3 separate regions of the Mus musculus genome follow, and regions 1 and 3 are each linked to region 2. Evidence: chromatin loops called from intact Hi-C (ENCODE). Cell type or tissue: heart. All regions are shown on one strand. Each heading gives the region's core, and the rest is flanking DNA. Links, peaks and the distances in the headings are about the cores only.

What was found. Hi-C counts contacts between places; a loop is a spot of excess contacts. Peaks named below come from ENCODE experiments on the same cell type or tissue, not always from the same donor. Only the 100,000 strongest peaks of a DNase experiment are listed, where the experiment ranks them.
Region 1: a loop joins it to region 2, with 4 times the contacts of the local background. A loop is called at or near these places in 3 of 42 quality-filtered maps.
Region 3: a loop joins it to region 2, with 2.7 times the contacts of the local background. A loop is called at or near these places in 6 of 42 quality-filtered maps.

What each region holds. Positions count from the first base shown.
Region 1 is chr10:26,752,780-26,763,059 of GRCm38, forward strand. No RefSeq gene overlaps it. Among named protein-coding and RNA genes, the nearest start is that of Arhgap18, 15 kb to the right of the region's middle. In heart, for the core only: no CTCF peak of the experiment used is centred there; no DNase peak of the experiment used is centred there.
Region 2 is chr10:26,825,034-26,835,313 of GRCm38, forward strand. The region is part of intron 1 of Arhgap18 (Rho GTPase activating protein 18); the gene reads left to right. Among named protein-coding and RNA genes, the nearest start is that of Arhgap18, 58 kb to the left of the region's middle. In heart, for the core only: a CTCF peak has its summit at 7,813 (motif pointing right); a DNase peak (open chromatin) is centred at 3,788.
Region 3 is chr10:26,768,151-26,778,430 of GRCm38, forward strand. It overlaps Arhgap18 (Rho GTPase activating protein 18), which reads left to right and starts at 4,362. Exons shown (of 15, transcript NM_176837.2): 1 at 4,362-4,546. The coding sequence starts at 4,434. In heart, for the core only: a CTCF peak has its summit at 5,548; DNase peaks (open chromatin) are centred at 4,301, 4,991 and 8,511; H3K4me3 peaks cover 2,045 bases; H3K27ac peaks cover 2,179 bases.

The DNA.
Region 1 (10,280 bases), core at 1,434-9,433, 72 kb before region 2:
CCTCTGAATGCTTTGTGATTTGGCAGCATACTGCAGCTCTGCAGTAGGAGGCCTGCAGAGAGCATTTTCTACCCGCCGTAAGGTTACCTGGGCATTCCAGGGTGGTGGAAAGGCATGTGATAAGGAAAAGAGGATATGCTAGGGATGGAGAAATGCTCTGTCTGGCCTACTTCGGAATCCCTTACCACTCTTTGGTGGTATCCTCTGATGCCAGGAGTTGAGCTTCTCTTCTTCAAAATGGTGGGCTGTCACAAAGCTTATTGGTGAGTACGAGCAGCAAGGCATCTGGAGAATCCACTGTAGTGTCTGTCCCACACTACACATGTTTAGTATCCGCTCCCGTCCAGTTTACAGGGTAACCCAAGCTCATCCCCACTGGCTCTGCTAAGGGTAAGGCTTTCTTTTGTTTAAGCATGTCCTTTGCTGCAGAGGGATTTTTTTTTTTTTTTTTTTTTTTTTTTTTTTTTTTGTCTTTCAGCCAGCAGGTGGCAACCAAATTAAAGCTAAAAGCTCATCTTATTTCAACATGGGTAAAAACATTGGCTTTTGCATGACGAAATGGCAGGTTGGACAGAGAGCATTTGGAACTGAAGGAGTGACACCAAGGGAGTGCTCTCCACGCTAGACCATGGGTGCCGAGGCTGGCTTTCCTGGGCCTCCCTTTGATTTCGGTTTCTGTATATCCGAGATCCTGAAGGATCCTGCTTCTTACGACACTGTACTGTAAGTAAAATGACTCGCATGGGGAGTGAGTCCTAAGTTGACATGACAGGCTCCCTGGACAGATCAATGCTGTTTGTGGGTTTGCATATTTTGAGGTTTTAATTTATCAAACGGCGAAAATGTCACTGCTATCCTGAGTATTGCCACCATGAAAACACACACAGCATAGTTCATGGCACACAGCGCATACATGATTGAGCTGCACAGATTAAATGACTTATGCTATGCTTATAGACACATGTCCGGTGGATCATGGGATCACATGTAGTCTGACTAACCCTTTCCTCATTGGATGAGGACGTGGAGACCTAGAATGGTTAATTTCTATAAAGTTACAGAGATTAATAATAATAATAATGATTATTATTATTATTATTGATTACAAATTGTGGAAAGCACAATTCCCAAAGCCAATAGTTTTAATTTTCCCCCCAATACCCCAGGGTTCCTCATTATTTCTCACTGGTGTTTGATGGTACTGAGCCTGGCTTGCCATTGAGGGCTAACTGCCCTGTTTTTAAAGACTGGCCAGGATGGGCAGTGTGGTACCACCATAATGGCTGTATTCAGAAGTGTCCCGAGTCACCATCACATGATACGTGCTGCTAGCTAAGGTCCCTTGAGATAAAGTCAGTCCTGAACAGAAAAGATAACCCCTAATACTAGTTTTCTCTCTCAATGCCAGTCAGCCCTGGCTACGTGTCTCTCCATTAGAAGACGATTCCCACTGACTATTGTACCAGTGCCGTGTGATTATCTGATTGGCCAGTAGATACGTCTATTGCTGTATTCTAGGGAAAAGAACCAACACCATGAACTTGCTTACTAGCTGATCTGAAGGTTTGCTAGGGATTTGCCAAGTCCTCTAAAGGAGTAGCCAGAAAGGCAAACATTTCCTTTGTTTAGCTTGCTGCTTACCACTCTTGGTTTTATGGTATCCATAGAGGGAAGGGAGGGCTGGTCAATCTCTCTTTGCTTAGCTGATGACTGTTACCATGTAGCTGCCAGTGTGAGGTCTATTGGTTACCACGCAGATGGTGGTCCATGTCTGTCAACCGATCATGGATTCATCATATTGGAGATAAAAGAAGTTTGGAAGGGTCCCCAGTGGAAAGTGGCCCACTTTTTTTTATCTTATGTTTAACTCTCCCTGCCTGCCTGCCCCACCCCCTGTGTGTGCATATGTATGTGTGTATATATACTCCTGTGGTTGCATACATGTTCCTGGGTAAGTGCAGATGCATGCAGAGAGGTTATACAACAGCAGAATGTTAGTCTTTACCTTACATCTTGTTAGAGACAGGGTCTGTCTTCTGTTGGTTACCACTGTGTGTGCTAGGCTGGCTGGCCCATCAATTCTTGAGATTCTCCTGCTTCTGTTGGCCACCCTGCCATAGTAGAAGTTGGGACTAGTAGATGTTGGTTGCTGTACCTGACAATACATGGTAGACTGTGGGGATTTGAACTCAGTTCCTCATGCCTTATCCAGTGAGACAATTTCCTAACTCACAACCTTCGTTTTATATATGAAAATTCTCAGTGAGATATCATTGAACCATCAGGTCTCAGGTAAGCAGAATATTATTTTATGCTATTACTTAGGGCAGAAAAGACATAGTTTTTAGTCATTTCAGTTCTAGTTAAATGCTCCAAACCCAGTAGAACATCATCGATGGTTTAGGGAAGCTAAAAAAACAAGAGGTTTTCCGCCTCAGCTGTGCACTTGCACATAGTAGAGTTCAACTATGTATCTCCTTGAATCTTTCTTTCCTGTGTCAGGAGTCTCTCTGAGACAGGCTTTTATTAAATTTAGACAGCTTGGATGTATCACATCCTCATGGTGTATATCAGGAGATTGAATGAAACAAAATCTGAAATTCACAGGGATAATTTAAGCACAAGCAACGGTGAGATCTGGGTGGGCATCATGCAGGTACCCTCTCAGAGATGCCAGTTCATTCAGACGTTTGCTGCCTCTAGTCCCGGAGAGAGAGGCTCCTAATTACATGTCTACTTCCAGGCCATACACACAAGGTAAGAATGCATAAAGGAGGCTTCCAGCCTTCAAGTCATTTCAAGTAGCGAAGTTAGTAATGTGTCTAACATCTTGGACTTATAAAGCAAAGGTCCTCTAAAATTAGATTCTTGTAATTTATAATTAGACTTAATTATAGTTGTTGATTAGTTGAAAGTGGTAATTTAATGCTGTGCTCTGGAGGATTATGGACTTTGTGTGCTTTTCTTGTACATTTTTTTTTTTTAAAAAGAAGGATTCCAAAGCTCAATAAGACAAAGACAGGTTATGACTACTGACAAATTAGTTGGTTCTAAGTGGTAGTGAGTGATTCTGGGTTCTTTAAAAGTGGGAGATAAAAGCACAGAGGAAAAGGCTGGAGGGATGACTCGGCAGGTATGAGCACTTTCTGCTTTTGCAGAGGACCTGGGTTCAGTTCCCAGCACCCACATGGTGTTTCACATCATCCACATGTGCAGTTCCAGGGAATCTGATGCCCTTTTGTGACCTCTGACCTCTGCGTGTAAAGAGATACACATGGTACACACCTAGATTTTTATGAAGACACAGTGTTAATACTCATAAAATAAGCCTGTAGGAAAGAAATATAGATCCCTGACTTCAGACTGTGTAAGTGGGCAGTGGGTTTCCTTCTCAGCGGACATAATGTTTATCAATCATGACCAATTCTGTAATAGTTTATTAAGAATAAACTCCAGCCTTGCAACATTTATCTTACTAGGGAAGAATGGTCCTATCAGGAATCTAAATATGCGCCATTCCTCCATCATGCTCTCATAGCTGAGCCAACTTGTCTGCCTGCTTTCTAGGGAAACAGGACATCTGAAGTCCTATGTCCTTGGCTATGTCAGTGGCATTTGGATTAGCAGCAATATCAGCAAGTGACCATATCTCCGGTGGTGTTTTGAAGAGAGGGCTACAATAAATGTTTTATGCCCTCAAGAGATGTAGAGGTCTATGAAGCCTTGACAATAAGCTATAACTTCAACATGGCACGGTGCTGGTGGACTAGAGGGCTAGATTTACTGAAGAGGGATATAGCAGTGATGAAATGATTATGCAATGAAATGTTCAGGCGTCAGTGGTTATACTTTTTAGAAGAATGTTGACAGAGCCCTAAGTTAATACTAGATCATCTATGCAAGAGGATAAAAGCCTTTACCTTAGGAACTACTAGGGCCTGATGGTTTTAGTCATACTTATTTAAAGCACCTAAAACAACAGTCTCAAGCATCTGTGACATGGGACAAGACAGCAAGAAATGGGTATGTATTTCCATGCAATGTTGGCTTTGACACAATGTGATTGGATTATTGAACCCAGCATTTTCTTGGCATAATAGTGGGTCACTTTGGGAAAAATCATTATAAAAAGATTTTACTGCTGGACACAGAGGTGGGGGGGGGGAATATAAGCCCAGTACTCAGGGAGTTAGAGGCAGGTAGATTGTTCTGAGTCTGAGGCCATCTTGGTCTATGTAAGAAGTTCTAGGGCAACCTGCGCTACCTACTGGGCTACCCTGCTCCCAACAAATACAAAAGGTTCCAATGTTGTTATCATACCTTTAAAGTGTGTGAAGTCTGAAAAATACTTATGCTTAACACATCACAAATGTTCTTATGCTCACAGATCTCAAGGGAGACCAGGAATATTAAGCACACGGGGTTGTCTTTCAAATGGAAAGATGTACAACCTGTTCTTCTATCCGGAAAGCTATGAACTGGAAATGGTTACAGCCCACTGATTTTTGTTATCTGTTGAGTCAGGCCATATAAAGTCCCACAATCAGGGACAGAAAGACCTAATAGTCTAAATGACTCTTTCATTATCTGTATAGCCAGAGGTTCCCCCATGCTCCCATGACCAGGACCAGAAGTGGTTAATAGCTCAAATGACCTCTATGCTATTTGCATGCAAAAGACCAGGCCAGCCCCTTCCTTAGGCCCTTAAGTCACTACAGATAGCCTATCTCTAGAACTCATCTTCTTGGAAGAAATGACATGTATCCTGAGTCAAGTTTTGATGTAACCACACTTCCTTGTGCAGCAGGAATCGCATTACACCAAAATTTTTTTTTTCTGTATTATACTGTGTTGAACTTTTTTTAGGAATAAACTTTCTGTCATCAGATTCCCTGAAGTCTTGATCCAGGCTGACAAAGTCAATCTGAACCAGTTTTTCATTCACTCCTCCTTGTGGTTCACATTCCTGCTTGCTGTGAACACCTGCAAGGCCCTTTGTTTCTTCTCCAGAGAGAATATATTTAGCCCTTGTATGGCTATGTCTTGAATCCATGATGTTTCATTTGACAGATATAATATGCATGTGGACAGCTTGGCTTCTTATTTCTCCAAAAGGTCTTCAGAGGATTTGGAATGTTGTAGTTGCTCTGGTTGCTTTTGTACTTTGAGGTTTCATTACTTACACAAAAATATGGTAAAATCTTGCCCTGTTGTAGAGACTTCTGGGCCATTCTGTGAGGCAACAAGTGTTTAAAATGAAGAATATTGTAAATAAACCTAGAGCTGTGGTTGCTGAGCTGGGAAGACAGCTGTCTGTAAAGTCCTCCCCTTATAAGTATGACAACCAAGATTCAATGCCCAGAACCTATGTAAAAGAAAACCAAACGTGCTAATAGGTGCTTGGTAGGCCCAGCAAGGATGAGGTGAAGACAGATGTAAAGCTATGTAGATTCCCAGGTCTCTCTAGCCAACCAGGTAACCTATAACATAGCCTACTTGGTAAGTTCCAGGTCAATAAGAGAACATGCTCTAATTTTAAAATGGAAGGACAGAGTGAGTTCCAGGACAGCCAGGGCTATACAGAGAAACCCTGTCTCAAAACAAAACAAAACAAAACAAAACAAAACAAAACAAAACAAAACCGAAAAAACAAAAGAAAAAGGAGGATGGATCCTGAGAAATAACACCCAAGGGTGTCCTTTGTCCTCGATAAATAGGCATGTGAGCATATGTGTACACACATACATATGCACACATACACACACACATGCACACACAGGTCCATGCACGTGTGCGCACACACACACACATATACACACATGCACACATATACACACCCACACATACATACACATACATACTCACACATATATAAACACATGTACATGTGCACACACATGTGTACTGTAGCTGTCATTTTGAAATGAATTCTTTGCATTAAAGCCAGTTATTATGGATGTACAAAAAAGGAGGTAACTCCTTATCACTAAGCTTCTCTTTGTGTTAATCACTAAAAGGTTGACAGCTTGTTCCACTGCCAGAGTGAACTCCACGGTATGAGTTCCTCTTGTCTTTTCTGTCATCTTTCTTCATAATCAGAACATTTAATTACTACTTATAGGTAACATGGCATTTGCCTTGAGGGTCAGAACAGTGCACAGAATTTTAAAAGATCTATAAATTATTGACCAGATACATAAAAATATTGGCAGTATTTATCTATATTTGATTTTATGAAAAATGCAAAATACCTAGTAAAAGAAGCAATTTTGATGAAATGATCAAGCATGGTGGCTTCCCTCTATAATCACAGCATCCACGAAGCTGAGGTGAAAGGCCATGCAAGTGGGGGGGGGGCACCCTAAGATTGAAGTCAGGCTGAGCTGCCTAAGGAGTTTCTAGCTAGTATGAGCTGTAGACTGAGAGCTTGGCTCAACACCAACAACACCCGTGCCCCCAACATTGGTTACATTTGGTCATGTGTTAGGGATCCTGAGATGGTTCTTTTTTTACCTTAGTACTTCTCTTATTGGAGTACAGGCTACCATTGTTGGTTTCCAGAATATTATCGCCATGTTATTTATTTACCTGTGACATGCAAAGTATCAAGTAGCTACACCTAACAGCCGAGCTCCTTTTATCAGGTCACTATTGAACTCACTTTAAAATTGCCCATGATGTTTTGTAAGTAGGCTATAATAACGAGAAATCTAGACGTTTAGATCAAAGAATATTTATTCTGAGTTCTACCTCTGCGTCCTTTCTTCCTGCTTTTTCTCATTAAACCTGAACCACCACTCCTGGAGCTACAGCATTCTTACCTACGTGCTGGGAATGTAAAACAGCTGCCACTGAAGGAAGAGAAGCCAGGGATCAGCTGCCCTTTCTCCCCAGCTGCTCCCCACCTCACTTGTACTTTAGGATAGCCCTGCTCGCCATCCTTAGGCACCTGCCGTTCCCACAGGCTCAGAAGCAGAAACCTGATGGTATCAACAGCAAAGACAGCAGCCTTCCAGAAGCCTTGGATTCCAGACTCCCCACTCCCACCCCCATCTCCCCACCCCCAACTCCCACAGGCTTCTCCCAGGCTGTCATACACAAGTGCTTATTGACTCCTGACTTTTAGTCTCCTTAGGCAGAGTAACTTCACACAATAACTTCATGGCCATAACATGCACTGCATCCCTTTTGGGAAGAAATTTACCTCTTGCCCTCATCCTGTAAACAAGGAATGGCCTCTATTTAAATTCGAGGAAAAGGAAGAGGGAAGAGGATATTATATCAATTGGCCCGGAGCTTAGGGAGCAGATGTTTTTCTTGTTTCATTGTTCAGAGAGAATCCTCAAAAACACTGTCCTCTATAAATCAGTTCATACTTTTCTTTAACTTGGAGAAGACAAAGCCTTGAGGGGGGATTGGAAATTAAGGATAAGTACTAAGAACTCAAAGCTTGCTATAAAACACTAGCTCTCAGGTGGAAGAACTGTAGAGCTTAAACCAAGATGAAATCATGGCGGGAGTGTAGATACATCTGAGTCTAGCCTGATTTTTTTTTTAAGGCAGGGTTTTACTAGGCAACTGTAGCTTGGCTGACCCCAGTACTCACTATGTAGTCCAGGCTTGCCTAGAATTCTCAGCTGCTGAGATTACAGCCATGTGCCAGAATGCCAGAATGCCTAGCATTTTCAACTATGAGATTTTGTTTTGCCTTAGTATTTTTTCAAGTATGCTACGAAGTATCAAATAACAGGAAGTAGATTTACTTCAGCAATGAAATGTCAAACCAAAATGAAGAAGATACTGGTGCCTTCTGTTAGAAGTTTAGGTTAGGTTTCTGTGTGGTCTAGTCTCTGCCCTGACTACCGAGGCTTGGCTGTGTAATGTCAGCAATGGACATCAAGAAAGTGGCAACACAGAAGGGAGAATAGTCAAGGGCTTCTCAGTGCCTAGAACTTCACAGATGCCCAGTAAGTCCACATCTCTTTAGCCTCAGATCACAAAACAAGCAAACAGAAGAGTCTGAAGTTTAACACACTGAAGGGACCTCCTTAATAGACATTGAGCATCCTTGATGATGAGCAAATGCAACATTCGATAAGGCAAACACAGAACATACACTCTCACTCTCTCACACACACAAACTAACTCTCTCTCTCTCTCTCTCTCTCTCTCTCTCTCTCTCTCTCTCTCTGCATATAACGCTTACTCCCTTGGGCAAATTACATTTTGGGGGCCAGGTGTGGTGGCACACGCCTTTTATCCCAGCACTTGGGAGGCAGAGGCAGGCAGATTTCTGAGTTTGAGGCCAGCCTGGTCTACAGAGTGAGTTCCAGGACAGCCAAGGCTACACAGAGAAACCCTGACTCAAAAAACCAAAAAAAAAAAAACCAAAAAACAAACAAACAAACAAAAAACAAAAACCTTTCTCGGGGAAGAATGTCTAGAGATCTGAAGCTTTAATCATGAAAATTTCAATGCATTTCCTTTGCTTATCACAAAGGTAGGCAGTCTATAACCACAGGTTTTCTGAGGCCTTTCCACTGTGAGGTCACATCGAGGCTGTTCCACTTGCAGTGTGCTGGATGTCTGCAATCATCCAGGGTATAAACGTTGATAATTGTGTACATTCTTCAAGGTCTTGAGGATTCCTTTGTATCATCCCTGCCATGGGTGGCCCAGGCTGGGAGGAAGTGACAGGGTCCAGACAGGTGTGTCACTGCCGAAACCATGTCCGGATGACCCATGTTAACTCCAGGGACCTTGTTGCTGATCTCTGTCCTCTGTCTTCTGTCCATGTGATTCATAGCCAGGCAATGTCCTTTCTTTGCATAGATCTGGTTATGTGTCTACCCTGACCACTCTTTCAGGATGACTTCCCACTGCTTCCAGAATATAAATTGTTTAAGACACGAGAAGTCCCTAATGACCTGCTACATATTTATTTGTTTTTATTTTAGCCCCCCCCCCCCCGCCAGCTCACTCTTCCCAGTACGTTTTAGAAACTGACATATGGTATCCATGCATGTTTATGGGGTATAATATGATTTATACTTGTATACAATGTGCCATGATCCAGTCAGTGGAATTAGCGTGTCTGTCCCTTAGTGTATCATCTTTTTATGCTGAGAAACTTTGAATTCTCATCTAGTTCTTTGCATTGCAAAGCCATTTGCCTTTTAAAAATGCATTCCCTCTCTCTGTTTGAAATATACTTTTTTGTAAGATTGAATCAATGTTCAATATTATACCTTTGCCCACCTTCCCTCAGAGTAAACATCAGAGAGATGGGTGGTACCCGACTCACCAAGCCTAGCAGAGGTATTTGTAAGAAGCCAGCTAGAGTCTATGTAAGATGAGCCGGCATGTGGCTTTAATGGAGACATGTGCTGACAGGAATTTTTTTTTTTTTTTTTGATGAAGGATTGCTCATTTCCTCAAAGTTTCCCACAGTGGCCATTGTTGGTGGGCAGGTCTTGCTCTAGGATAGCAAAGAAGTCTCAGTGGGCTTCGTTCCATGCCTCTCATTCACATTTGAAAGGGTACAATTTTTGCTTTGGCCTGAAATCTTTGCAAAAGCCTTTTAAAGAAAATGTTTGATGGTGACTCCACTGACTTTGCTTTTGATAGACCTGGTGTGCACGTGCATTCCCATTCGGCTGTGTGGAATAAGGTAGAGAGGAAGGCTCCCTCGACAGAAATCAAACTACCCTCTTTTGGCTGCTTCACGGGGTGTGCGTGTGTGTGTGTGTGTGTGTGAGAGAGAGAGAGAGAGAGAGAGAGAGAGATCTTTTCTGGCTGATGTATTCATTTTGCTCACTACAGCTTTGTTTTGATAATCCTTGCAAGGTTAAGACAAACACTGCTTTTGAGCTCAACAGACTTACAGTAGGGGAAGTTCTGGAACGTGACTCATTTTTCTGACCAAACATGTGATCCTACTGTTTTGATTCAAGCCCTTGATAACTTAGGGAGAGATGCATTTCTCAGAACATCACAGAGTGAAGTTTAAATTCAAAGGCTTTGAAAGGTTGTATTCTCCTTCTGGAAAGCATTTTCTAAACTGCTTCTGCTTAAGCAGAAGGGGCAGCATGCTGTAAGATGTGTGTGCACAGACTCCCAGAGAACACCTTCCTTCATCACACCACGGCTTCCTGCTTTCCTGATCCCATAGCAGTTGTGATGGGAGCTGAGTTTTCTGAATGTCCACCGTGTTCTAGGCTGTTTTAGGAATGTATGAAAGGCATACATGCTTGGAAGGTGATGGCCACATGGGATTTTAG
Region 2 (10,280 bases), core at 778-8,777:
TAAAGGAGTAACTATTTTACCCCTCTCTGTCGCATGACTCAGGGTGAGCCTGAACACGCTCAACTAGTTTCTACACCAGCTAGAGATTTTATTCTTTTGACCAAAAGGAGATGGTTTTCTTCTCTAGTCACTCAGCTTTATTCTCTTGAGCAAGATCTGTCTTAGAATCGCTCACCATGTGGCTCAACTATGGGTCCTGTGTGGCCAACAGGCCCCCAGGATCAACCTCTCTACTTCCCAATGCTTGCTTTGGGTATAGGTAGGAGTGGTCATGTCTGCATATTTTTTCCACGGTTTCTGGAAACTCCACCTCATGTCCTTGTTTCTGTATGGCGAGTGCTTTTACTCACTGAGCCATTTCCCCAGCCCCCTGCAAAGTCTTTAACAGGCATCCTTGCTAGAATGAGTGACTCCTGTGGTCTGTTTCCATGGCAGCCGCTGCTTAGCATCTTATGTTGGAGTTGTGCATGTCTTGCTTACTGAATATTCGGCCTACTTTACGGAAAATGCATCTCCTTATCATTATTTCAGGTAATGTTAAGGAGGTTTTCAGTAAATCTCAACTCAATGGGAAAGCAAACATTCTCTGGATAAACAGTTCATATGTTACAAACAGAGGAAATGTCGCAATTGCATGTGTTGAGCTGCTGGAGGAGAACCTGCTTGCAGCCTTACTCACTGTGGAGCCGCTTTCCTCTGCTTCCCTCAGTATGGAAGTTACCAGCCATCTTTGGTGACTGAGCGTGTAAAAGGTGTTATTCCAAACTGACTGCTAAAAGTTAAAATTACAGAAGGAATTTTAAGGTCTTAGAATTACATGAAAGGCTTAAGCAGTTTGCATAGTTGCCTATTAATTATATGTTGTGATGATAACAGGTTGTATTGGGTTAAACTATATAGTGACATTAAACGTGAATTTTACCTGTTCCTTTCACTCATAATGTGTCCAGTTTTTCTACCACTCCCCGCTGTGCTTCTTAGATTTGGGGGCATTTGCTTCTTAGCTGTTTGCAGTCTTGGGAGTTATTGACTTAAATATATGTGAAGACACCACATGGAGCCAAGCTCTTCCAGTTGGGTCTTTAAGATGACCTTTGTCATTACTGTATGGGAGAAGTTGATGTTAGTTATAAACATGGCTTTTTACCATGATCTAGAGAATGATATGAATAAGAAAATGCAGCTCGATGTAGCAGTGGACATATAATTTTAGCACCTAGCGGGGTTGAGGCAAGGGTCAGCCAGTCTAGGCTGCATTGTGAAATGCTGTCTAGGAATAAATAAGTCAGACAAAATGAGAAATGTCATTTAAATTTAAAAGTTCATTTTATGTGTATGCGATGTATGTTTATGTGTGTAATAGGCAGGGGTATATGTGCCTACTCTTGGTTTTTGGGAATTTAGAAAAGGACTTTATTACATTTAACCTGATTGCTTTGAGATGGGATATCATTGAGTTGTAGCTATATATTTGAACTAGCCTGGCTGGCCAGCAAGATCCTAAACTGTCCTCCAAAGCTGGGTTAACAGACAGATGAGACCATGCCTGGCTCATTTACGTGGAGTTTTTAAATCAGGAATTTTCAATTCAGGGCCTCATGATTACAGAGAAAGTGGTTTTAACCACTGAGACATTTCTTCAGCCTACGAAATTTTAGTGTCAGGTTACCAGTTCATATCCAGCCATATTGTCTGCACAGTCTCTTGGTTGCTCAAAATCCAGAAGGCTTAGGATATTATTATGGATATGTTCTGCTTCATCCGGTCTTCAGTGTTTAAAACTTAAGGATTTTAGCCCTTTAGATTTCTCCCTCTGGCTTTCTCAAATTTACAATTTTTAGGGTAGCATTTTTTTTTAAATTTCTATAGTCATGTAGTCCTTTTGCAGTGCATCCTAAAATAGGTCTCTAACAGCAAATTGATTAAAACATAATGCTAAGATTGAGAGATAGTTGGGGATTGGTTGGGACCCATAGATGTCCTTCCCTGCCACCTGGTCTTAAAAAAAACCCACACAGCTGGAGGGGACACGGTGGGCTGCATTAAGGTGTGTCCATTTTAAAGGCAGTGTTGACAAAGGAGAGTGATACCACACATAGAATGGGATGTGACCTTAGGCACTGTTCTTGCTTTTATAGGACGACTATGCCTGTCTTGCCCATACAAATAATAGAAGAGCTAAAAGCAGGCCAGGTTTTCTCTTCTCCGAGTCAAATCTTCTTTCCCAAACTACCCTGTGATAATAACTTAAAAAATAGACTGTCTCGGGCTATTAGTGTAGACTGAGAAGGATGAGGGCCCTTCAGGTGTGAGAAGGCACTGGAGATAAGATGTGGGTGCAGCTCTGTGATTCATGGCGCAGCAGTCCCAAGGGAGAATTAGCTGGATGCTCAGGAGGTCGCTGATAATTTCTCTTCTCTCCAGTGCACTCCATCGCTTACTGCAATGCACTGATTAGGGTTTAAAATGGCCCAATGAATTATGCAAAAACTGCATCTGCAGAAGGGGCTGTCTTGCAGCCTAATGCAGCACAGATGGAAAGACCCTCCTTTAATCCTGTACCGGGAAGAAGGGGGAAGCGTTTTTTTTTTTTTTTTGTTTTTTTTTTTTTTGAGGAATAAGCACTCAGAAGGAGAAGTGAATGGCCTTCCACAGCAAATGAATTCCTTCTGCAGGGAGGAACTGAGAGCTATTTGTGATGCAGATGACTGGTCTGGGTTTGAATGTGCATCCTTATCATTTGAGATTTATAGAAGCAAAATGGAAATACCTGCTTTTAAGATGGTTCCACTAGAATCTGCCTGCCTGGCTCAACATGCATTATTATTATTTTCAAAAGTGGCGACAATGAACATTTAAATGCCAATTCACTCCAATCAAGAAAACATGCAAATTACCTCTCTCCCTGATTCTTAGTTACTACTTGAAGAGATGGAATTAGTTAGCATGCCCTTACTTTTATTAGCATAATATTAATGCAGATGATCAGTAAGGGTTTCTCTCTCTCTCTTTTGAGAAAAGAGAGGAGCCAAGGAAAGCAATTAATAACAGCTTATTTCCTCAGCGAGGAAGAAAAAAAAAACATTTATGATTAGACCCTTAACTGCATTACCTATGCCATATATAGACCTTCTGCTTGAACCTAAAGAGGTACCCAGATCGAAATCAACATCGGTTTAGCTCTTCCCCTCATAGAGCAGCAGACAATTCAATAGAAGCATCTCAGGACAAAGATGGATTGCTGTTACCTGTAAGCAGTTCTGTAGGGGACCATGATAATGTGTGGCACATCCCTGTGTTTGGGAGGGGGCTTCAGATGGATGCTGCTTTCAAGGCCCCTGGGCTTCATCACAAGGCCTGGTCTCAAAACAGCAGTAGCAATGGCAATAGCCTGTCATATAGGTTGCGTTTTGAAGTCACCACTTCTTAAAGGAGGAAAAACAATAAAGAAGTGATACTTAGTGGCAGCTCCACTTGGCTTAGGACTGAGGCCCAGCAAAGGGGTTTCTACGAAGAAGACAATGAGTAATTCTTTATTTGCTGAGAGGAAATGGGCTTGAAGTTAAAGGAAGTGAGGTTGAATTAAACAACAGGAAGACACTGTTGGTCGCAAAGGGATTTTTAAAATTAGAACAAGGTATAGGAAGAACCTGGAATTTCCTTCTTACCTCCTCTATAGACTGCAGCTTTTGTTTTGTTTTGTTTTTCTACTTTCTGGCATCTTGCCCTTGCCCAGCTGCAACACCTAGTGTATCTATAATTACAGAACACACACTACAGCCCTTCCCCTCCCCTGCCCTGCATTGTTCTTTTCCTGACCTCTTTAAACAATGCAGACTCTGGTCAGAGGTGAAATCCAAAGCCTCTTTAGACTTTGGACCTCATCCTGTAGAGTACTCTGCATCTAACTTGCAGTCAGGATTTGTTGAATGAATGTCCGGTGAGTCACAGTTTACACATCTATTCATTATTAACAAGCACGAGCCAGGGCTCTGTGGCATTACTACCAAAACATCCACGTGTTCCCACCATTCAAATCGCAGCGTCCTTTGTAATATTCATTGCGTAAAGTGGAAAAATATGGAATAGAAATGTACCTTAGTGGTAGAGCATGTACTTAGCATACATAAGATCTGTAGTTCTCAACTTTCCTAATATTGCAACCTTTTAATAGAGGTCCTCATGTTGTGGTGAGCCCCCCTAACCATAAAATTATTTTTGTTGCTACTTCATAAGTGTAATTTTGCTACTGTTATGAAACTATATCAATATCTGATATGCAGTATATCTAATATATCATTTCAAAGGGGTTGAGACCTACAGGCTAAGAATCACTGCTATGGAATCAATCCACAGCAAACACACACACACACACACACACACATACACACACACACACACACTATAAATAAATATTAACTTCACCTTAAATAATAATTATTTTAAAATATTGCTTAAATGTAGCATTCAAATTAAGGTGGGATAATGAATAAATGTAGTCATTGTTAAATGAAATTGTATTGATGAAGTACTTAGGCTGAAAATTATCTATCCTGGTCTAGGCAGATAGCTCAGTGAATAAAGTATTTTTTTTTCACACAAGCATTAGCACCTAAGTTCAACCCTTAAGTCCAAGTAAATAAGCTGGGTTTAGTGGTACACTCATGTAATCCCAGAGCAGAGACGGTAGAGCTAGGCCGATAGCTGCACAGCAAACCTAACCTAGCCTATTTGGTGAGTTGCAGGTCAATGAGAGACAGCCAGTGTTAACCTCTGGCTTCCACACATCCTTGCATCTTCTAGTATGTGCATGTACCCATGTGAATACTCTTCCTGAACCCCACACACTTACAACCAGGTACACCAACTTTTCCTGTGTAAGACAAGTTTGCATGTGCAAGTATGTTTAAGGGCTTGAGTGGGAAAAAAAAAAAAAGGAGTACATGACTGCTTCTAGGTATGGTGCAGGAGAGGTTTTGTTAAGGATGTGGGGGAGAGTATAGGCAGAGGCATTTGCCAGGGTCCAGAATAGTCCCAGTCCTCAGCTGGACCATGCTGAGCTGGACCATGTCTCTAACGGGAGAGTGGAGACCAAGAGACATGAAGACCAAAAGGCAAAAAAGGGGCAGGGATAGCCAACATGGCTCGATTACATAGGGATGAGCAGCTGAAAGATGAGCAAGCCATATGAAGACCTAATGATACCACAACATGAGGAACTGTATTAAAGACTTGCAGCATAAGGAAGGGTGAGAACCACTGACTTAACATATCAAGCAACTCACACCTTGCTATAGACATATCCATTGGAAGAGCAAAGGCAGTTCTTTCTTCGATGTCACCATCTCCATTGACATCTACGTTCCTTCTACATGAATGTACTGTGTTCTAGTGGGCACTTCATCCTCTTTTGAAACCTATTCAGTATATTCTAGTTTGTAGGAGTCTCTGCTCTCTCTTCAGTAGCATACTGACTAATGTCTTGTAAACTGATGGTTTTCTGAGACACAGATTTCTCTTCTATGTCTTTCTTGGTGAGCTTGGAGCATAGATGAGTTATGAGTCTTAGAAACCTTGGCCAGTGTCAAATTGGAGCCTTAGGAAGCTTGGCCTGGAAGTTGTTACCTTGTGAGGAAATAAATATCAGTTATTCTGGATTGTTTCTTTACAGAGACTTAGCTACAAGGGAATCTGCCTGAAGCAATTACAGATCATCTCGGGAAATACAGAAGACTGGAGATGGAAGCCCTTCCGTGGGAATTCTGTCCCAATACTTAGTCCTAAGCCACAGTTCATATAATGGATTTTAAAAATGAAGTTCAAGCTCACTCAAATAGCAACTTGAAAATTCAAAGCATTCCAACACAATCCATTCCCAAGATATACTAATTGGATATTTGCATGCTGAGAAATGGTGGAAGAAAAATATTATAGATCCTCATATCCCATGTTTACTTATTAAACTATCAGGTTTAATAAGAGCAGAAGACTTCTGTACAGTGAAAACAGTACAGTTCTTCATTATGTAGATCTTTATTGTACCAAAGGCATTGACCCCTCTCCCCTTACACACATCCCACACAGACACACAGACACACACACACAGACACACAGACACACACACACACACACACACACAGAGAGAGAGAGAGAGAGAGAGAGAGAGAGAGAGAGAGAGAGCGCACAAGAGCCAATTACAGGAGATCAGATCTCACATGACCTACAGTCTCAGAAGCTGTTAGCTAGTTGCCATGGCATGCTATGCAGGAATAACATCAATTGTGCTAGAGATTTGTTTCATCTACCTTCAGCTATATTTCTTCTTCTCCTGCTTCAGGCATTTAGGCCTCCCTGCTAGTGGTACCCCTCTCGCTGCTAGAGGTACCCCTCTCACTGCTAGAGACAGACAACCCTGGTTACCTTTTTCTTAAATGTTTTTAATTATTGGATATTGTTTTTAGTTACATTTCAAATGTTATTCCCTTTCCCAGTTTCCCCTCTGGAAACCCCCTATCCCATTCCCCTTTCCCCTGCTCCTATGAGGGTGTTCCCCCACTCACCCACTCCCACCTCCCGCCTCCCAGCCTTGGCATTCCCCTACACTGGGGCATAGAGCCTTCACAGGACCAAGGGCCTCTCCTTCCATTGGTGCCAGACAAGGCCATCCTCTGCTACACATGATTCTGGAGCCATGAGTTGCTCCTGGTTGGTGGTTTAGTCCCTGGGAACTCTGCGAGTTCTGGATGGTTGATATTGTTGTTCTTCCTATGCGGTTGCAAACCCCTTCAAATCCTTCAGTCCTTTCTCTAACTACTCCATTGGGGACCCTGTGCTCAGTCCAATGGATGGCTGTGAGCATCTGCCTCTGTATTTGTCAGGCTCTGGCAGAGCCTCTCAGGAGACAGCTATATCAGGGTCCTTTCAGCTTATTCTTCTTGGCATCCACAATAGTGACTGGGTTTGGTGACTGTATGTGGTATGCATCTCCAGGTGGGGCAGTCTCTGGACGACATTTCCTTCAGTCTCTGCTCCACACTTTGTCTTCGTATTTGCTCCCCTGAGGATTTTGTTCCCCCTTCCAAGAAGGACCGAAGCATCTACACTTTGGTCTTCCTTATTCTTGAGCTTCATGTGATCTGTGAATTGTATCCTGGGTATTCCGAGCTTTTGGGGTAATATCTACTTATCAGTGAGTGCATAGCATGTGTGTTCTTTTGTGATTGGGTTATCTAGTTCTATCCACATGCCTAAGAATTTCATGATGTCCCTAGTTACCTTCTAAACAAAGCTTACTGCTTTTTTCTTTTTGTGATCATTTAATTGTTATTATTCTTTAAATGTTAAATTAAGTCCTGTCCCCCACCCCACCCATTTTCATACTGTATTTTTCAATTGGAAATTGTCTTAATTCCCTATGCTGTGGGCTGCCTGTCTTCCCATGTTTGGACCAGCTCAGGATCTAAAACATCTTAAGAAAATAAAAAATTGGTCATATATAATTTTATTAAATTAAAGTTTCAAGATTGAGAGATCCTTTCAATACAAAGGTCTATTAAACAGCTATCTAGCCTGAGAACGGACCAAGTCCTCAGGTGGGATAGTTTACCTTCAACTAACAAGGTTATGTAGTAGCAGGTGGAAAAAGATATTCCCTGGACCTAAATCTAGGAGTATTTATATACAGCAAAATTGGAGATGGAGAGTATAAATGGATTTTATTGAAGCTACATTAGGTAGAGGTTTGAGGGGCTGGATAAGGAAGTGGAAAGCCTTAAGGCAGGCAGGCAGTTCATAAGCAGATGTACCCATTGCTTCCAGATTGTCAGAAGTTGCAGCCAGAAGGTGGCGGTACGTGATGGTTCTCGATGGACTTGCATAAGAGTCTTAATCTGGATTTATAAATGTGTAAGAATCTTTCTCTCAGCTACAGCTGTTCTGATATCTTCCTACAGCTGTTCTGATATCTTCCTACAGCTGTTCTGATATCTTCCTACAGCTGTTCTGATATCTTCCTACAGCTGTTCTGATATCCTCCTACAGCTGTTCTGATATCTTCCTACAGCTGTTCTGATATCCTCCCTAAGCTCCTTTCTACCCTTTAGTTTGTGATTAAATTCAGGACATCTAAACTTTTTTTTCTTATCTATCTCAATTAAAAGAAAAACATTTCCTTGAAGTAGCACAACACATACCTTGTGACTGAGTGCTGAAAAAACTTTGAAGGAAATACAGATGGATTGTTTTTAAGGCTATCTGTTTTGTTTTTGTTTTTTAAAAGATTTATTTATTTTATATATGTGAGTACACTGTTGCTGTCTTCAGACACATCAGAAAAGGGCATCAGATCCCACGAGAGATGGTTGTGAGCCACCATGTGGTTGTTGGGAATTGAACTCAGGACCTCTGGTAGAGCAGTCAGTGCTCTTAACTGCTGAGCTATCTCTCTGCCCTTGTTTTCTTTTCTTTTTTTTTTTCTTTTTTCTTTTTTTAAAGCTGGAAGTTATTTCGCAATCCTCTCTATTTCCAAGTAGAGCTAACTTTAGCACTTGACTTCCCGACCTTTGGCATTTTATGATGCTTGAAGGTCCTTATGGTTTGCAGCCTACTGGATGCAGACTGCTTTCTTTGTAATGTGTCATTGGCCACAGCATTGCTGACTTTGTGAATTATCCAGTTTACCATGGGACAACTTTACTCTATACACAGTCTTTCCTTTTCTTATATTCTAGCACAAACACGGGTACCCTTTCACTTTTTATGTTTCCTCCCTGTGTTTGTCTAGCTATTAGAAGCTTGGTGATGTAGCCCTATAGGTTTCCCAAGGGTCAGGATGACTTTTCTAATTTATTGGAATTAGCAAGAACTAAGACGGGTCAACTAAAAACATGCCTGTGTGCTTAACTTTAATTACTATCAGAAGACTTTGCCTTTTATATATTCATGTTTTAGAAATGCATATGAAAGTTGATGCCAATGAAGGGCGAGACATTGCCCATAATTTAGTATTATTGCCTTTAGTCCTATTTTAACATTAAATTTAAAGATATTGTTTGAAATTTTGTTTTTTCTTACAAGTATTTTGTTAGCATTTAAGATGTTGAAAGTCAATAACAACCTTCTTTACAAACTTCTGAGATATCAGAATATTGTAACTTAGGGCTGGGATTCTAGGTAGTCAGTGATGGAGGGCTGGTCTAGGATGGCATGCAAAAGGCTAGAGTTTGATCCTTGGTAGAAAGGGAGGGGGAAGGGGCAAGAGATCTAGCAAGAGACATCTTGAAAGGGGGAAACACAAAGAGAGAGGAGAGAGAGGGGGAAGGAGAGAGACTAGCTGAGGGGAAGGGAGAGGAGAAAACAATGAGTGAGAATAAATATGAGAGTATGAATGAGAACCTTCAAAGCATGTGTAGATCTGCTGTTCCTCGGCACACAGAAATTCCTGGCCAAAAACCAATGTATATTTTCTAGATCTCAGATCTTGTAGTTAATAATTAAGTCTTCTTTTTTAAATACAAAATCTCAATATGCTGCACACTGGCCTCACTGAATATAGCACAGGGTGATCATGAACAACATCTGCTCCTCCTTTCTTTCCTTACTGTATATTGAAGTTACAGACATGCACCATCAATCACACCTGGTTTTAGTTGATATTGAGGACCAAACCCAAGGCTTTGTGTGTTCGTGGCAGGTGAGCAGTCTGCCAACAGAACTGCATCTTCTGTCCCCTATTGCTATGTCTTGGGGGAACTTTTCACACCAGTGTTCACGGACCTGTTTGAGCTAGTCCCTGTTTAAAGGGTGTTTTGAGAACTAATAGAGGCCATGAGAGGGGACTTTAGATGTTGACTCTGGGAATGTCAGGAGATGGAATGGCCTTTGGTCTTTGCTAGTGAGTCTCCTCTTTCAGTTGCCTCTGAAAATGTTTTTATAACTGATAGTCTCCTTGGAAGGAAAGCAGCAGCAGACCTTTGAAAACTAAAACGGAGAAAATTGTGTTTTCCATGTGTAGTGAAAATAAAAGGAGGAAAGGTTGATTAAAGCTTCGAATATTGACCGCCATCTTTAAAGCCGTTGGATGGGTATAAAGAAGAGAACTATACTATATGTGAGGAAGCCAGGTTCCAGCTCAGAAAAGGAAAGTTTCAGGCAAACCCAGGGAGACTGGGAGAATGAGACCTAGGGAGGGAGGGGTTCCAGGAAGGTGTTTTTAATCAACTGGTATTGTTAAAACAAAATTCCTTAACTTGGGTGGCTTATAAAAAGAAACCAAAAAACCA
Region 3 (10,280 bases), core at 1,285-9,284, 56 kb before region 2:
TGAGAAGGATGAATTCAACGAATGTTTAAACTGTTCTTGGTGTTTTTAATTACTTTCTAAGATGACGCATAACAGGAAGTATTTGGCATGGACTCAATAGCTTGGAATATTAACATTTTCAAGGACATGAAATATCTGAAATGGGTGAGAGGACATTGCATTTGTTTTATTGCATTTTATTTTTTATAAAGCAGATTTATGGAAGAATTCTGGTACAGACTGAAACAACGTGCTACGACTATTGGTGGGATGTAGGTTATGAAATGCCCTTTCATTGCTCCATGGTAGATAGGCTTCCTTTCATGATGACATAGTACAAGTCTGAAACTATTTTTAACCCACTTGAGCTTAAGTCTAAAGCTGTGTACACCAGTCCTACTAGCTGTCTATCTGCCTGTGACAGGCATATCTTTAAACCAGTAGCAACAGAACCTACAGGGAAGGGAATGAGGAGGAGCCTGAAGAATTTCCATGTAATGAGTAGTTTTCAAAGTTTATATATAATGTTCCGGGATTCAGCTTGTATCACAGTTAATCTTCTGCCTGAACCCAAATGTTATTTGAACTTGTAAAACATCTATATTTTAACCTGCACATTATGATTAATTCATTAAATAAGTGAAGATACTATAATTAGGTAGAGATATGACCTAATTATTGTTTTGGTTTCTAGTGAACAACATCTGTCATTATCAATTGACTCATGAGCACTGACTTTGTCCCCTGCATAGTACCCAGAGACTGAAGATTCAATACAGGAAGGAGAGAGAATAGAAAAGAAATGAATCAGATATAAAAGGAGGCCCAGGGAGGGGAACATAAGGAGGGGTGAAACAGAGAAGACACAAGAACTATAAGAAGTTCTAAAACATAAGGCATTGAAGAGCAGTTACCTTTAAGCAAAGATGGCAGGAGGGTGGAGGGGACCCTTCACCATTTTCCCATACAAGGTCATTTAAAAGCAGAAGCTCTAATCTACTTTCCCTCTGGCTGTCTCTTTCTGTAATTTTTTTTTCTTTTTCATTTTATCTGAACTGGTACACACTTCAGTGGTGCTTGTGTGCGCCTTTGAGCCACTTGGCTACTGGTTTGGGTTGAAATGGAAGGAACCTTCAGAGTCACTTAATTCTTCCTCCATTTAGCATTTCCTCCGAGGCCTGGGCTGTGGGAAAATGAGAAGTCAGATGCCAAAGGGAAGACAAAGGAAGACAGTGTCCAAGAGGAGAGGGATGTGTAGGTGAGGCAGAAGCCCCACTCAGGGCAAAAAGCAAGAATAGCAGTGGATCCTGGGCATTTGAGAGTCGTCACTGAAGGTTTGTGAAGTGGTGACATCATTGAAGTAGTGCTGGTACATTCAGTTACAGTGTGACAGAGAGTTCAGAGAAAGTGACAAGAGTGGGCACACCTTCACTTCCAGCACGTAGGAGGAAGAGGCAGGCAGGTCTCTGAGTCTGAAGCCAGCAAGATCTACAGAGGGAATTTCAGGACAGCCAGGAGTATTCAGAGAAACCAAACCCTGTCTTGGAAAATAAAACAGAATGGAGCTAACACCTGCCTGGAAGTCCCAGCTTGAGGAAGTGAGGGTATGGAGGAGAGGACAGCAGAGAGCCCTTAGGCGGAGGACATGGAAGTAGTGGACAACTAATTGTAGGGAGAGAAATATAGAGCAGGGTCTTTTATATATGTGTGTATACTGTCGATCTCTTCAGACACACCAGGAGAGGGCATCAGGTCCCATTACAGATGGTTGTGAGCCACCATGTGGTAGCTGGGAATTGAACTCAGGGCCTCTGGAAAGAGCAGTCAGTGCTCTTAACCGCTAAGCCATCTCTCCAGTCTGGGCAGTGTCTTTTAAAAGGAGCATTGTGTGTGAGTTCACAGTGACATAACAGAAAAGACATTTTTGAAAAGAAGTACATATTTGAAAGGGCCAGGATGATAGCTCAGCAGTCCTGAGCACCGATGGCTCTTCCAGAGGACATTAGTTTGACTTATAGCACGAACACGGTGGCAGCTGTATGTGACTCCTGTTCCAGGCAGTATTATGCCTGCAGACGATTTGATATGAATGCAGGCAACCCTGCAGGGCGTTTTCTTAATCAGCGGTTGATGGGGGAGGACCCAGCCCATTGTGGGCAGTGCCATCCCTAAGCTGTGGCCCTGGGTTCTATAATAGATCAGATGGAGCGAGCCAGGAAGTAGTAACTCTCCCCAGCCTCTGCATTAGCTCCTGTCTCAAGGTTCTTGCCCAGTTTAAGTTCCCGCCTCAGTTTCCCTGATGTGGATATGTAATCCAAGTGAACCCTTTTCTCACCTTGTTGCTTTTGATCTTGATGTTTCACAAGTAAGACAGTGGATATATTATGTAGTTGTTGTCTATTTTTGTTTGTTTTGAGACAGGGTCTCTGTGTGGCCCAGACTGGTCTTGAACTTGGATGCACCTGCCTTTGCCTCCCAGTGCTGGGATTAAAGGTATGTATCACCATACCCAGCTGACAATGGGTATTTTAAATATGAATGACGTTATCTCTCAGTCTTAAATAATGAAAAATATAAACCAGATATGTGTAGAATGGCAAAATCAGAAGCATCGAGGAGTTTTATCTCGGTTAACCAAGAGTGACCACAAAGGTAAGCAAGAATTTCAGTTAGTGACTGGGGATTCAGACCCTTTGGTTGCTTCCTTGCCTGGGTTCAGTCTCCCCACCCACTCCCATACAGACTGACAGTCACAGTTGCAATTGGCAGGACTACTGGCATATACTTGTCCAGAGAATCCCCAAATTTAATGTTCTCAACTGGGTAGCAAGTTCAAGGCTAAAGTCAGGGCTAGAAAGATGGCTCAGTAGTTAAAAGCATATGCTATTTTTCCAGATGACCTGAATTTGGTTCCTAGCACTATGATGGGCAGCTTTCAACTTCTTTATAACTCCATCTCTGAGGAATCAGACAGTCTCCCCTAGCCTCTGGGGCACCAGAACATTTGTAGCAAACACTTGGAGGGACACACAAACATGCAAATCAGTAACCAGCCCAACAACAACAGCAGCAGCAGCAGCAGCAGCAGCAGCAGCAAGGTATGGTTCTAAGAATAGCACTTGGGGACAGAAATAGGAAAATCTATGGTTTGAGACCAGCCTGGTCTACACAGAAAGTTCCAGGCCAGCCAGGGCTATTTCATCTAAATGTGTGTTGTGTGTGTGTCTCTGTGTGTGTGTGTGTGTAAAATAATAAAATATATATCAAGCAAAATGTTTCAATTGAGATTGTCACATATATCAAAGAGCAAGAATTTTTGTTTTTAATTTTTAGGACTAGGAAACCCAGAAAATGATTTTTTAAAACTGATGTTTGAACTTGCTTTTTTCAGTTGACTAAACAAGGCGGTATCTAGGTGGGCATCTCCTGGCACTTACTATCTTATTTTGGTCAAGATATTTCACCTGTCCACTGGCTATACTCTTTCTAATAATATTCTCTCTCTCTCTCTCTCTCTCTCTCTCTCTCTCTCTCTCTCTCTGTGTGTGTGTGTGTGTGTGTGTGTGTGTGTGTGTGTGTGTGTATCTGTGTCTGGCACAAGCTGGAGTATTCTTGGGCATACCCCCAACCCCACCACTGGAAAGTAATAGGTTCTCAGCAAATGTTGGAACTTCTTATTTTGACTATTAACTTTTTTTTTTTTTTTTTGGTTTTTCGAGACAGGGTTTCTCTGTATAGCCCTGGCTGTCCTAAAACTCTGTAGACCAGGCTGGCCTCGAACTCAAAAATCTGCCTGCCTCTGCTGGGATTAAAGGCCTGCGCTACCAAGCCCAGCTGACTGTTAACTTTTAACAGGCATTAGGTAGACAGTTTAAAGTTTATTTTTCCCAAATAGTGTTTGATTAAAAAAAAAAAAAAAAAAAAAAAAAAAAAAAAAAAAAAAAAAAGGTGTGCTTGATATTGCAGGGCACACAATAACACAGTATATTTTGTAGCGGAAAGCAAAGCCTTTCTGGTGGGCCAGATGGCATTGTGACCTTTGATTGGGCTTCTTGGTTTGGCTGTGGTGAATGTCGAATGCCTGAAGGGGTTAAGGAATGCCTTCCTTGAGTGATGCGAAGCAGCAGAAATAATCAGGTAGTAGTAACACATGGGGAAGGGAAAAGACTCTGTCCTAACCACGGTTTCCTCAGGCCCCCTTAACAACTGCTGCTGCTGCAGCGGCGGCTGCTGCAGCCTGGGATTGCCGGGTTTAAACAAAGCTGTGAGTCACACACAGCCTGTAACTGCAGGGCCAGGAAGCTCTGCGGGAGAGGCCACGCCTCTCTCCCTGTGAATCGCTGGCCCGGACAGGGGAGGGGCTGGCCCTTGCTAATGAGCAAGTTGGTCAGGCGAGACAGGAACTTCATTCCCCTCTGTGTCAGAATCCCAGAAATTATGCCCCTTCTCTCACCATGAACTGGCTATCGAGTTCCTCGGGAGTTGTGCTAACTGCTTACCACCCCAGCGGCAAGGACCAGGTCGCTGGGGACAGCCATGTAAAGGGAGGCGACGAAGCCACCTCCAGGTAAGGAGGAAAAACAAAAACCCTCTACCTGCCCAAGGAACAAAGTGACAGGGAAGTTGTCAAGAGCGGAGAGAATCACCTCTGTACTTGAAGCCTGACCTGACGCTGCAACATAGGCGGTTGGCTAGTTCTTTGCATCTCATTTACTCGAGTGCAAGAGCCCTTCTGGTTACCAGTGGAGGATGGGGGGAGTCGGGGGCGGGGGTGTGTGGGAGGTGACTCTGTGGCGCTCCGACCAGTTGCTTAGCAGGTGCATGTGCAAATACTGACTGATCAAATGACTGTATCGGAAACACTCTCTGGGAGATGGAATTCTTGAATGGGCTCAAAACGCCGCTGGAACTGTTAGCTGGGAAAGTCTGCCAAATAGCAGGGAGGCTGGTCACTCTTCTTGCTGTTTTGAGAGTGGCACCCTCCTCCTCTCTCTGAAAGCAGACCGCTTGGGCAAAATGCCCAAGTCAGTGGCCTGTGGCTGTGCTGTTCGCATTCTTCAGTGTGTGTAGATTACTCGCACAGCCAAACACACCCCTCCCTGCACTCTTGGGATTTCAAAGGGGAGTTTTTGTCAGCAGGCAGTAAGTACTCTGTTGGTAGAAGGAGCGTGGTTAATGTAAAATCACTTTATAGGCAGATAGGGCAAACGTTCTATAGACCATTGAGTCGCAGAGTCCTCTCTGCCTCTCTGTGTACTTTGTTCTGTTTTTCAAGGTTGGTTTTTCCCCTGCCTCTTCCTTTCTCGCCTTAATGACCTTCTCCCTAGCTGAAACCAGTAATCTCCAGTCTTAGATAGAAATTGCAAACATTGGCCTGGAAGATTGAAAAAAAAAAGTTATCAGTAAGTCCAATTCCATCTTGATATTAAAGGTGATAATGAACACTTTATTGTTCCTGGGTACTTCACGCCTGTGCCTTCCAAAGAAAAGAATGCCTTCTTTCATTGGTTTCCCAAATCCTTAACCGCGTGGGGCGTGTGAAAAATCAAAGGAAAGGTTAGACCTTGCCTGGGGAACTTTGCTTCTTACTTGTTGCCCTCTGTATGGAGGCCATTGGATAAACTCATTTCCAAAGTTCAAAGGGAGTGGTTGCTTTGGGGCTACACATGTAACCATTTTGTTTCCTTTGAGATTTATCAAGCGTTTCCATGCATGCTTCTGCAGGACAGTAAAATATTCATCTTTTAGCAGCAAGCAGCCAGCAACAGCAAACCAACAGTAAGCAGCCCTAGCTTGTCTTCCTTCTGACAGTTAAAATAGCCCAAACTGTGAGCTCCCAAGTTCTTCATTTGTCACTGGCTTCAGGCTGGGTGGGCTTGAGGACTGAGCTGAGTCTTGGGTCTCCGTTGTGAGAGTGAATTAAAAGCGCTGGGACTTTGGGTCCCAACCTTCATCCCACTGTTCAGACTCAAACTCCAGAAATCCCGCTCAGGTGTAGCAAAGTCTCTTAGGGGAAGCTTGTGCATGAAACTGTAGCCATTCTTTCCCATCCATCTTTGCAAGTTTGTAGTTTGTTGTGGGAGGTTTAGACTTGAGCAGGTGGAACAAATGTGTGTATTGTGTTGTTTCCAGCTATTGCAGAAGCAGAGCCAAGGTGGGCAGAGAAAACAGGGTGAGCAGTAGGCCTTGGATATGTGTCAGGACACATCTCTAGATGGGCTGTAAAAGACCTTTCAGCTAGCCGCCAAAATGCTCACCAACCATTTTCTGGGACTGCCTTTTCATGAGGGATAGGTAGTGATGCTGGGGTGTGGGGAGAAGGTCAAAGACTGGTTTGAGGCAGGAGGGGAGGGGGAAGCAGTCTTCATTAATTTTTACCCTGAAGCTTAGTAACATATCAGCTAGCACAGTGTAACTTTGGGAGGTTCCTTGTTTAGCCTGGAAGAGGTTAAGATACTGGAGTTGGCATGAAGTAAGGCTTCCTGGAGTGAGGGGGGATTTGAGCAGTGGAACAGATAGGGCTAGTAGTGACCTCCTAAGGATGGCCATAATGGATGGGGCTATGTGTGGATTGGCTGGCTGGTAGTTTAAGCATTACGAAGTTGCTCCAAGATTTCAGTGATTGTTGATGCCTATTTTGTAAACAAAACTGAAGTGAAACTCATATAAAGAGGCTAATTAGATCCTGCATGTCCTCATATCTATTTAAAAGTAGCGGGAGGTAGCTCAAAATTCTGACCTTGTTTATCAAAGAATTTCATTTATTCTAAATTATATGTGTATATAATATATAACATGTATATACATATATATGTTATGTGCATATACTCATATTTTATATATAACAGCAAAATATAAAGGGTTATATTTATGATTTCAGATGTTTATAGAAAATGTTTTGATTTTTAACTTTCTCTTGCCAAATCATCCTTTCAGGATGATGAGAAGTTAATACTTTGGTGAGCAGTCTGATATCATAGAACTTCTTATATTACATTACCTCGATTAGAATTCACTCCCGGATCCCAGATTGAAGAATTCCTCTCACTCCTGTTTGAAGCCTCCCAGTTGGAGAATCCTGATTTATGTTTTCTTTTTGCAGTGTTTTTTCCTTAAACTACAGGGACTTGAAAGAAGATGTTAACATTAGTTTTCTGGCTGACTGTATACAAATGATTCCAAAGGAAACCACTTTTTATGGACAGCTATATTTATAAGACTTTATTTACTTACTTGTGTATTTAGGCAGGCATCTCAGTATTTGCTTTAGGAAAAACAATTTTTCAAAAAAAAGAAAAAAACTATATCACTGTTCTTTTGACTTTAGCATCATCTTAAGGGGAAAACTATTTTTTATTTTCTTTTAATATTAATTTCTAGTATATTTTCTGTCTTTGAAAACTCTTAACTCTGTTTTAAAAATTTTAATAGCTTAAAATAGATTGGACAATGAGATCTTTGGTGCCTTGCTTGAACAAACATGGTTTTCATTGTATAAGGGTTATTGGAACCCTGAAACCCAAGGTTGGAAGTCCAACATGGCTCCATTCTTGCTCTCCTAGTCATTTGCAGTGTGTACCATAGACATTAATTCTCTGCTGTAAGTTGGACTTCATAGTAGTCTTCCCCTTGCTGGGAGGTCTTCCTTGCAAAGCCTGTGGGGTAGAGTCTGTCTCCAGGCAGTTCCCCTAATACTTTAAGCCACATAGGATAGTCTTAAGTTTTGTGTTGTTTGGGAATCTCATTTTGTCAAGGGTTAAGATATAGAAGGTCACCATACTTAGTTAAGAATGATTTTGTAAGCGAGATATGGTGGCGCATATCATCTCTAATCCCATTTGGATTATATATAATCTTGATTTGGGAGTGAAGGAGGATCTAGAATTTAAGCTTAGCGTTGCCTATCTACAGAAAGTTGAAGGTCAACTTGGACTATCTGAGACCATGCTTCAAACAAAAAGTATCTTCTAGCACAACAACGGAATGAATAAATGAATAATAAATCAATAAAAAGGCTTATGGGAAATTGGGTGTGCTGGTGTATACCTATAATTTCAGCATACAGGAGGAATGAGGAAGATGAGGATTTCAAAATTATCTTCAGATATGTAGTGAGTTTGAATCTTATCTCTAAGACCCTCCACTTCTCATTCACTCCCCACCCCAGGTAAAGAAACAAGACACTTGCAGGGCTTGGTGGTGCATGCCTTTAATCCCAGCACTGGGAGGCAGAGGCAGGCGAATTTCTGAGAGAGAGTTCCAGGACAGCCAGGGCTATATAGAAAAACTCTGTCTCAAAAAACCAAAAAAAAAAAAAAAAAAAAAAAAAAGAAAGAAACAAGACACTGGAAAATGAAGACAAGTATAAAATTTTAGTCTTTTGAAATCTGAAAGACCTTGGAAGTGCCTTTTCTTCCACAGCAGTTCTTCAGTTGGACTGGGGACAGCTGCACATGCAAGTTGTGCCTTGAAGTCCATGAACCTCAATGGAATGTGGGTGGGTCACTTTTTGGCAGCTAGACTCCCTCCTGTCTTCTTTGTACTTCCCTCCTCCACCTTAAGGAACTTTGCCCAGCAGCAAGGCCAAGTGAAAAGTGCTGTCACTTTCATAACCACAGTTCAGCTCTAAATATGTTCAAGTCTCACCCATTGCTTTGTTCTGTAAGCCTGTAAGGTCTGTAAGTCACTCAGTTACTCCAAATACTGACTCTGAGTTGTCACTGAGAATCAGGCAATTATCCCTGTGCTGGTGTTTAATGGAGATTGTCCCTGTTGCTTTTCTTCACTGTGACAAGTACTGGAGAAAAGCAAGAGAGCAAGCTTGACTCCAGTTAGAGCCCTCAGCCCATGGGCCCAAATTGATTTAGGCTTGAGTCAAGGCTAGGCAACATGGCAACAGGAGTATGCTGTGGAGGAGTCAGCCAACAAGCAGAGAGACTATGGGTCTGGGTTGATAGGGGCCAGGCTGTCAAAGACACACCTCATGTGGTTTATTTCTTCCTACCAGCCCCTACTTTCAGAAGTACTTTATTATCCCCACTCCAGTATAGCCACCAGCTGGGACCAGGGGTTCAACACATGAGCTCACGGAAAACATTTCATATTTAAAACTTATCGAAAAGTATGTGTTGGGGTAGGGAGAGGTGTCCTGGAGTTGAAAATAACCCGGGAGCTGCAGCTGGTCAAGATTAGCAGGTATATGAGAACAAGGGTTGTAAAGGTAGGGAGGTTAAAATGCAGAAGAACCAGTGGCCTAGAAGAAGCCCTGGAACTCTGGTACGGGAAGCAGAGAGCCCTGCATAGCCAGAGGGCTGGGGAGAAGGAAGCTAGGGGACAACCAAGGGTCGTGTGAGTTGGTTGGGCTTTTGTATTAGATTTTTAAAAGAGATAGGATTACATGGAGGGAAGAAGATTTTGAGAGAGCAAGGACAAGTCATAGAGGTTGATTATATAAATGGAGAAATAGCCACACATTGGAGGGAAGCTGACAGTGCCTGGGCCAAGGTCTTAGTCATTGCAGCAAAGGAGGGAATGGGTCACGAACTCTTGGAGATAGAGTCTGCCGGATTTCCTGATGCCTGATGCTTGAGCAAACTCAGATAAAGGTTGCAGGAATTTCGAGCTATGTTCTTATAAGGAGAGTCTTGTTACCTTGTTACTGATTTAGATAGGGAAACTTCCTGTAGTGTGTAAGGAGGATGTGTTGGGGAGATACGGAAGTTGGTCTTTTGAATATAAGTCTTTTGTTTGTTTGTTTGGTTGGTTTTTTGTTTTGTTTTTTTGTTTGTTTGTTTTTTTTCAAGACAGGGTTTCTCTGTATAGTCCTGGCTGTCCTGGAACTCACTCTGTAGACCAGGCTGGCCTCGAACTCAGAAATTCGTCTGCCTCTGCCTCCCAAGTGCTGGGATTAAAGGCGTGCGCCACCACGCTCGGCGACGCCTGGAAGTTTTAAGAAAAAGACATGATTTGCTTTCCTTGAGGAGGTCAGCATTGTTGATTGGCTCTCTTGGTGCTGGGGATTAAACTCTGGACCTGTGCTTGCCAGACAAGAGCTCTACCACTGAGCTATGTATCCAGTCCAGGGCCACCATTTTTATGTGACTCCCCATGGTATTTTAAAATCCTATGTACTATACCACTACTAATTCTTTGCAAATTTGCATATTTTCTGAAGCTTTTATTATTTTGTGAGAAGGATATTTGTTAATATGTGTTTCTTTTCTTTTCTTTCTTCCTTTTTTTTTTTTTTTCCTTAATTGCAGCGAGTTAAAGGATGTTTTCTGATTCCCACATTTGTAGGA